Linked DNA regions of Homo sapiens: regions 2 and 3 are each linked to region 1. Evidence: read pairs that join two places in POLR2A ChIA-PET (ENCODE). Cell type or tissue: GM12878. All regions are shown on one strand.

Evidence for each region. ChIA-PET counts read pairs that join two places held together with the same protein. Peaks named below come from ENCODE experiments on the same cell type or tissue, not always from the same donor. Only the 100,000 strongest peaks of a DNase experiment are listed, where the experiment ranks them.
Region 2: POLR2A ChIA-PET joins it to region 1 with 6 read pairs; 3 of 35 experiments call an interaction of 5 or more read pairs at or near these places.
Region 3: POLR2A ChIA-PET joins it to region 1 with 6 read pairs; 3 of 35 experiments call an interaction of 5 or more read pairs at or near these places.

Annotation. Positions count from the first base shown.
Region 1 is chr5:143,065,339-143,067,838 of GRCh38, forward strand. All of the region lies in intron 17 of ARHGAP26 (Rho GTPase activating protein 26), which reads left to right. Among named protein-coding and RNA genes, the nearest start is that of ARHGAP26-IT1, 130 kb to the right of the region's middle. In GM12878, no CTCF peak of the experiment used is centred here; a DNase peak (open chromatin) is centred at 1,467; H3K4me3 peaks cover 320 bases; H3K27ac peaks cover 2,500 bases.
Region 2 is chr5:143,160,060-143,162,559 of GRCh38, forward strand. The region is part of intron 20 of ARHGAP26 (Rho GTPase activating protein 26); the gene reads left to right. Among named protein-coding and RNA genes, the nearest start is that of ARHGAP26-IT1, 31 kb to the right of the region's middle. In GM12878, no CTCF peak of the experiment used is centred here; no DNase peak of the experiment used is centred here.
Region 3 is chr5:143,165,637-143,168,136 of GRCh38, forward strand. The region is part of intron 20 of ARHGAP26 (Rho GTPase activating protein 26); the gene reads left to right. Among named protein-coding and RNA genes, the nearest start is that of ARHGAP26-IT1, 26 kb to the right of the region's middle. In GM12878, no CTCF peak of the experiment used is centred here; a DNase peak (open chromatin) is centred at 1,178.

The DNA of each region.
Region 1 (2,500 bases):
TTGCATCATGAGTGTTATCTGCGATACTTATGTTCTTACATTGACTGGTTACTCACCAGCTCTTCAGAACAATTGTGGCTGAAACGTGGCAGCTGGCAGACTTCTACGTATATGAAGTTAATCCATGGGGCATAAGAGCACAGTGGTGAAGAGAGAACATTCTGTAGCCAAACTGCCTGATTTTGATCTCATCTCTTATGTAACCTTGCATGTGAATTATTTCTCTCTGCCTGAGTTTCCTAATCTGAAAAAGATGATAATAATTGTATCAGAAAGTTTTAACTTCGCACATCAGGTTTTCTTGGCTTCTCCTGTTTGTATTGCAGCCACCACTGAGATGACCACTTCTGTGTGGGCTCCGCTGCCCTTCCTGCAAGTGCAGCCTGGTAGCCTGGAGCCTCATGCCTGCGTTTCTTACCTCCCACCCTAGGGAGGCATGACACAAAATGGCATTCACACACGGATACGCTGGGACAAGGGGAAGTTAAAAAACTCTGAGGGGAAAACCTTTGGCCAGTGGGAGAAGGGAGCTGAGTATCTCAGAAGCAATTGTTCAACAGCCTCTTTGAAGATGGTCTCAAGAGATTGAGCAATTGTGTTAGTGCTTGAACCAGGTGGGGTCTAGCTTCTCTTCTCCGCCTCATTCCCCCAAGAATCCCCTGGTAAAGTAGTGTCAGGTAAGCCTTTATGTACAGTCATGCGCCACATAACAACGTGTCTATCAACGATGAACCACATATATGACAGTGGTCCCTTAAGATTATATCATGTTTTTACTCTATAGTTTCTATGTTTAGCTATGTTTAGATGCACAAGTACTTCCCATTGTGTCACAGTTGCCTACAGTGTTCAGTACAAACATGCTGTGTGGGTTTGTAGCCGAGGAGCAATAGGCTATACCACAGAGCCTAGGTGTGCAGCAGGCTCGACCATCTATCTGGGTTTGTGCAAATGCACTCTATGATGTTCACACAGCAATGAAATTGCCTAATGACATATTTCTCAGCATATCTCCATTGTTAAGCGATGCGTGACTATACTTCAAGTCTCTTCTTTCTGGAAAACCTAAAGTAATACAGTAATAGTGCCCACCCTTTTAGAGTTGTGCAGATTAAATTAATCTACACAAAGTTCTTAGAAGAGTGCCTGGCACATAATACACCTTCCATAAATGTTAATTTCTACAATCTGTTGGAGAAATCCGGGAACGGGAGAAAGAAGATGATAGAGCTGGTTTTAGGGTATGGGAAATTGGGGCAGTTGTTGAAACCAAAATAAGTCATTCTTGCTGACTAGATGGGGCTTTCTTCATAGTTTTGTTATTGGCAAGCAAAACCCTGAGGGCTGGATGCTGAAAACATAGCACACACAGCTCTTGTCCACTTGGGAGATTTCTGTGTGTGCATGTGTTTATTTTTGCCTTGCTTGTGTTTGCTTAGCAGTTTGTGTGCATTTGGCCCAAAGGGCTGAGCATCTCTCCCTTCCTAGCAGAAGATGAGCCAGCACAGGGGCAGCTGGGAGAAAGAGCTGTTCATATCTGGTTTCAGGTCCTACCTTATTGCAAGTCTCACACTTCCCTGTGAATATCAGGGCTCTTCGTGATTCAAATGCTCTGTGGGGTGGTGCACCTGTTTGAAGGAACAAGCCACGTAGGGCTGATTTCCATGGAGGTTACCTCCCCCTCCCCCTCCTCTGCCCCTCCCCCTCCCGCTTCTGCTTCTTGGTGTCGCAAGGCTGATTTCATCTCCGATGCAGCTGTCTTTGCTAGAGTTTAATAACTCTTAATTTCCTGGAGGGGGATGGCGCGTTATATCATGAAGACTCATCTTTGTCTGCGTGGTCTGGAAATTTCCACTCATCTTTGTGATCTTTGAGATGTTTCCCTTTGTGGGGGAGTCTGACTTTCCTTCTGTTTTACTCAGTTTGACTGCCCTCTCAGATGTCATTCCCAGATTAAACATGACCATCCACTGTGAAAACGGCCCTCTTGACCTTCCAGTTTCCCCCTGGGAGCAGTCTTCACATGGATTTCCTTTCCCGAGTTACTGAAATCTGTATTGAAGTATTAATCTATACTCTAAAGAAGGTCATGCCTATATTCAGCTTCATTCTGTTTTGGTAGATATTTTTTCACTTTTGCAGTTTCAGTCCAAGAAAGGGCTTGAACAAAAGTTCAGGGGGTTTGAATTTTGGTATCAGTCTTTTCTGCTTCCACACATACACAGGAAAGTTTTTCTTCCAGCAGTTTAGCATCCTGATTTATTTCGTGTTTCCAATTTGGTATTATAAGTCACTATTCTTGATTCTCTTCAGTAGGCGGTAAAGGAACACAAAATGTTGGGTCTTGTTGGTGTATTGCAAGCAGGTCTTGCTATGTACTTGGAGATGCCTAGAATTGGGTAGAATAGGGTCACTATTTTATTAAAGTCAGATATTCCATGAGAAAATGGGGCACCCTAGGCCTCAAAAATCAGTTTGTATATTAGTTCTTTGGCTGTAA
Region 2 (2,500 bases), 95 kb after region 1:
CTTTTTTTTTTTTTTTTTGAGACGGAGTCTCGCTCTGTCACCCAGGCTGGAGTGCAGTGGTGCAATCTCGGCTCACTGCAAGCTCTGCCTCCTGGGTTCACACCATTCTCCTGCCTCAGCCTCCTGAATAGCTGGGACTACAGGTGCCCGCCACCACACCTTGCTAATTTTTTTTATTTTTAGTAGAGATGGAGTTTCACCGTGTTAGCCAGGATGGTCTCAATCTCCTGACCTCACGATCCACCTGCCTCAGCCTCCCAAAGTGCTGGGATTACAGGCATGAGCCACCATGCCTGGCCAAGATTTTTCTTTTTAACCTTAAACTTTTTTGTGTTACCTCAATAGCTAGGAGTCTAAATGAGATGCTATTTGACAGAAGAGTAAGGCCTTTACCAAGAAGTTGTTGCTTTTGGTGGTTTTTTTTTCTTTCTTTTTTTTTCTTTTTAGACAGGGTCTCACTCTGTTTCCCAGGCTGAGTTCAGTGGTGCAATCACAGCTCACTGCAGCCTCAACCTCTTAGGCTCAAGCGATCCTTCCACCTTAGCTCCTGAGTAGCTGGATAGTCCCAGGCATGTGCCACCATACCCAGCTAATTTTTTATTTTTTGTAGAGATGGGGTCTTGCTATGTCGCCCAGGCTAGTCCCCTGGATGCAAGAGATCCTCCCACCTCGGCATCCCAAAGTGCTGGGATTACAGGTGTGAGTCATTGTGCCTGGCCTGGTATATTTTAAGTGAAAATGAAATTAAGGCCATTGGTCATTGAATCATTCCATCAATGGCCAAATGGCTCCCTCTCTCCAGGCTGGCCTCGCCCAGGGCTCTGTGTCAGTGTAGTAAGTGGTAACTGTTGGCACAGCAGAAGAAATCACATATGGAGTTAACTGAGCTCTCGCTCAGGAAGCTGAGTAGAACCAGTTAGACCCCAGCCTCTGGGCTATTTCAGATTTTTTTTTTTTTTTTTTTTTTTGAGATGGAGTCTCTTACCTTGTTGCTCAGGCTGGAGTGCAGTGGAGCGATCTCAATTCACTGCAACCTCCACCTCCTAGTTTCAAGTGATTCTCATGCCTCAGCCTCATGAGTAGCTGGGATTACAGGCACGCAGCACCACACCTGGCTAACTGTTGTATTTTTAGCAGAGACGGGGTTTTACCGTGTTGGCCAGACTGGTTTCAAACTCCTGACCTCAGGTGATCCACCCGTCTTGGCCTCCCAAAGTGCAGGGATTACAGGCATGAGCCACTGCACCCGGCCTCAGATTTCCTATTAAAATTAGGGAGCCCTAACTTAAGAAACCAGAAAGTCAATGTTAACATTGAGCAGCTACTCATGAACTCCTCCTCCAGCCCCCAACCAACATTGTGAAATGTAAGTAGTTCAATTATGTTGAGCTATATATAGTTCTTTCACCTGATCTTCATCTGTCATTCTCCATCTGCTATCTACCCAATTTCCTTTGAAAGCTCCATTTTAAAGCAGAATATATAATGGAAAAACCTTAACTCCTGACCTTTATGGAGATATACTAGAGTTACTCAATAATAATTAGCAGTTGCCCTGGTAAGCTCAGACTTACTGCTTAAATCACCCATATTTGTCACCATCCCCTGCCTGTAGGACAATAAGATCACCTGCTTTGTGCTAATGAAAATTGGGACATTTTAGTAATTTTATAATCCTTTTCAGCTTCTGTTGTAAGGGTAGAAGTGATATTGTTTGTGATTATGCTAAAAAGAGGCTTTTTGTTTTGTTTTGTAGTTACCAAAGCAGTGAGATAGAAATCATTCTGGGTTTCGAGCAAATTGGAAAGCCCTGTTCAGTCTATTTTGTTTACCACTGTATTGAAAACCTTCAAAAACTTAAGTAGGTGAAACTTGCAGACTAGAATTTAAGGATGATGGCCCTGAGATAGAAAAGGAGAATGAAATTGGCAAGTCTGTCATCATATCAGACGTCACAGACAAAGATGAGTAAAGCCCACTAACTCCAGCACTTTGACTTGCGCAATGCTGCTGGAAGGTTGGTAAATCCAAAGCTGAAGCACAAGAGAGATTTCTTCAAATGAATGTGTTGGCTTCTGCTCTGTCTCGGGGGAAGCCTGCATCCCCTCTGTAGCATCCATATACTGTGCCTTACAGCATAGACCTCATGGTAGCATGGTAGGAGCTCCATATAACTCTGCTTCTTCTGGAGGAGAAACAGACACTCTACTCCCAAACACACACATACACACACACACACACACACACACACACGCAATCCCCTTTCCCATTTTTCCCTTGATCCTTTGCGTGGAAGTAGAATTAGAGGAAATATGTCCTTAGTCATCCCATGACAGCACTTAAAATGTTCAGTTGTCACAGTGAAAATAAACTGGCAAGAAATCAGAAATCAAGAAGTGGAGTCATGGGAATCCTGGACATGCTAATCCAATAGAGACAAGATCTACATGTTAGTGATGGCCATGGCCAAGGTAATCATCCCAGACAGCAGTCAGACTCT
Region 3 (2,500 bases), 100 kb after region 1:
AGGACTGGGCTTCTAATGTACCCATCACCCAATAATGAACGTTGTACCCAATGGGTAATTCTTTAGTCATCACCCCACCGACCCTCCCCACTTTTGGAATCCCCAGTGTCTGTCATTTCTATCTTTATGTGCATGATGTGTATTATTTATTCCCTGCTTATAAGTGAAAACATGTAGTGTTTGATTTTCTATTTCTGAGTACGACGAACAGTTCCTTGCCCTCTATAAGCCTCATCTGTTAAATGGAAACAGTAGTAGTATCTACCTCCTAGGGTTGTTAGGATGAAATGAAATAGTTCATGTAGAGCACTTTGCATGGCTTCTGGCTCATAATCAGGGCTCAGTAAAAGTTACCTGCCGTAATTATGGTCATCGTTGCTCTTTTAACAGGCACTGGGGATTTGGAATGTGTTTGGAGGGTTGTACTGAGGTGCAGAGTCCTGCTTCGTGATGGGCACAAGGTGAGAAGGGAGGCTGCCCTCTGGGTTCCAGTCATATCTCAATTAAAGAATAACACACGCCCTTCCCCTAACTCATCTAGAACAACCCCATGTACGTAGCTGGCAGTGAACACAAAAGCTCTCTGAGTAGCCGGAAGAGCCCACAATTTCATCAGCTCTCTAGACCTGTTGGACACCCTCAGATCAGGGTGACTGAGGGAGTGTGGGCAGGAAGCCCAGACCAGGAATCCAGGAGAGGCTGCTTAGGGCTTTGGGGTCCAGGCAGAGCAGGAACTATAAGGAGGTGGAGCCACTTGGAGGAAGGCGAGGACCAGAATGGAGTGGAGTGGCTCTTTTGGCTCCACATGACCACCATTTAGCTACTTGGTGTGTTGGCCTCTCTACATCCAGTTGCTGCTTCTCAGTGCTCCCCTCTGGCTTATTCTTTCCCACCATTCTGTGCCTGGGCTTTACTCTCCCTCACAGCTTCTGCTTCCTTTTAGCTTTGGATTGCCATGACCCCTGACAGCCCCAGTGCTTTCATAGCCTCATTCTCCTTAGAATTTCACCTGCTGCTTTGCTAAATTCTCTGCCATCCAGCCCTGAGGGAAAGCATCTATGGACTGGAGACCTTGAGGCAGGGGATTCTACAGTTTAATCATCTGTAGCCACAGTGAACTGGGTTACCAACCTTTCAGCAGGAACTGAAGGTAGAGCACGTTCGAAGACTGCCAAGTCCAGGACATACCTTTTGCAGACAATTACAACAAACTTGGCTCCTTGGCTTTCTGCCATCCAGTATTTTGGGAGTAACAGTCATACCACAAAAGGTGGTTACATTCACAGAATAGAAAGTTAATAATTGCTGATGAGGCAAAGTCCAGAAGAACTTTTTCTGAAGTCATAAAAGCTGTAATAATACAAAGGTCTGGATAAAGAACTAGCTACCCTTCAAATCCAGCAGCAGCTTCTTTGGTCACAACTGTATAACAGCACAAGACAGTATTGATTTTTATAATTTTCTCACCTCAAGTAAATTGCATTTGATATATTCTGTCTTTGAAGGTAGAAAAATGTGTGCCGTGTTTTAGAAAGGTTTCCTTTGGTTCACCTGGCACGGTGGCCCATGCTTGTAATGTCAGCATGTTCGGAGGCCAAGGTGGGTGGATCACTTGAGGTCAAGAGTTTGAGACCAGCCTGGCCAGCATTGTTGAAACCTCATCTCTACTTTAAAAAAAAAAAAAAAAAAAAAAAAATTAGCTGGGCCTGATGGCATGCGCCTGTAATCCCAGCTACTCGGGAGGCTGAGACATGAGAATCACTTGAACCCGGGGGGGAAGAGGTTACAGTGAGCTGAGATCACACCACTGCACTCCAGCCTGCATGACAGAGCAAGACTCCATCTCAAAAAAAAAAAAAAAAAAAAAAAAAAAAAAAAAAAAGAAATCCATTGTTTGTAATAAGAATAGGGGCGCTCAAATGATTACATTTCATTTGTTTGTAGAGTTGTTCATCAATGATGTAGATTGTGTATCACAATTCCTTAAGACCTAGAGATGGTAATAGTATGGGGGCAAGCGCATGACTAAGCCAGGCCAACCATAATATTTTCATGGATTTTTTTGTTTTGTTTTAACTGGTGCTGGGTTAAGAATTTGTCTTGCCTACCAGAATATCCAGCAGCCGTGTTCTCCATCACATATAGAAAGTTCAGCTGCAGCCATTCCAATGTGCAAAGAGAAACTGACAAGAGATAGTGGAAGCATTTTTTGAGCTTTTTTTTAACTCTCTCTGCCATTCAACAGATTTTTCTGAATGTCTTCAATATGTAAACACATTAAAGATGAGTTACAGGGGATCGTGCCCTTCACGATGAGAAATAACAGAAACATAAAGTACTTGTATTGAATGGTCTAGGTGCTACAGGATAAAGTGCTGCTGGAATTCCTAGGCAAGAGAGATGACTTTGAACTGGGATGATCAAGGAAGGCTTTGTGATCAAATTGGCACTTGAACATGCATCTTGAGGATAGGTTGGATTTAGACAGCAAACAGTGGGA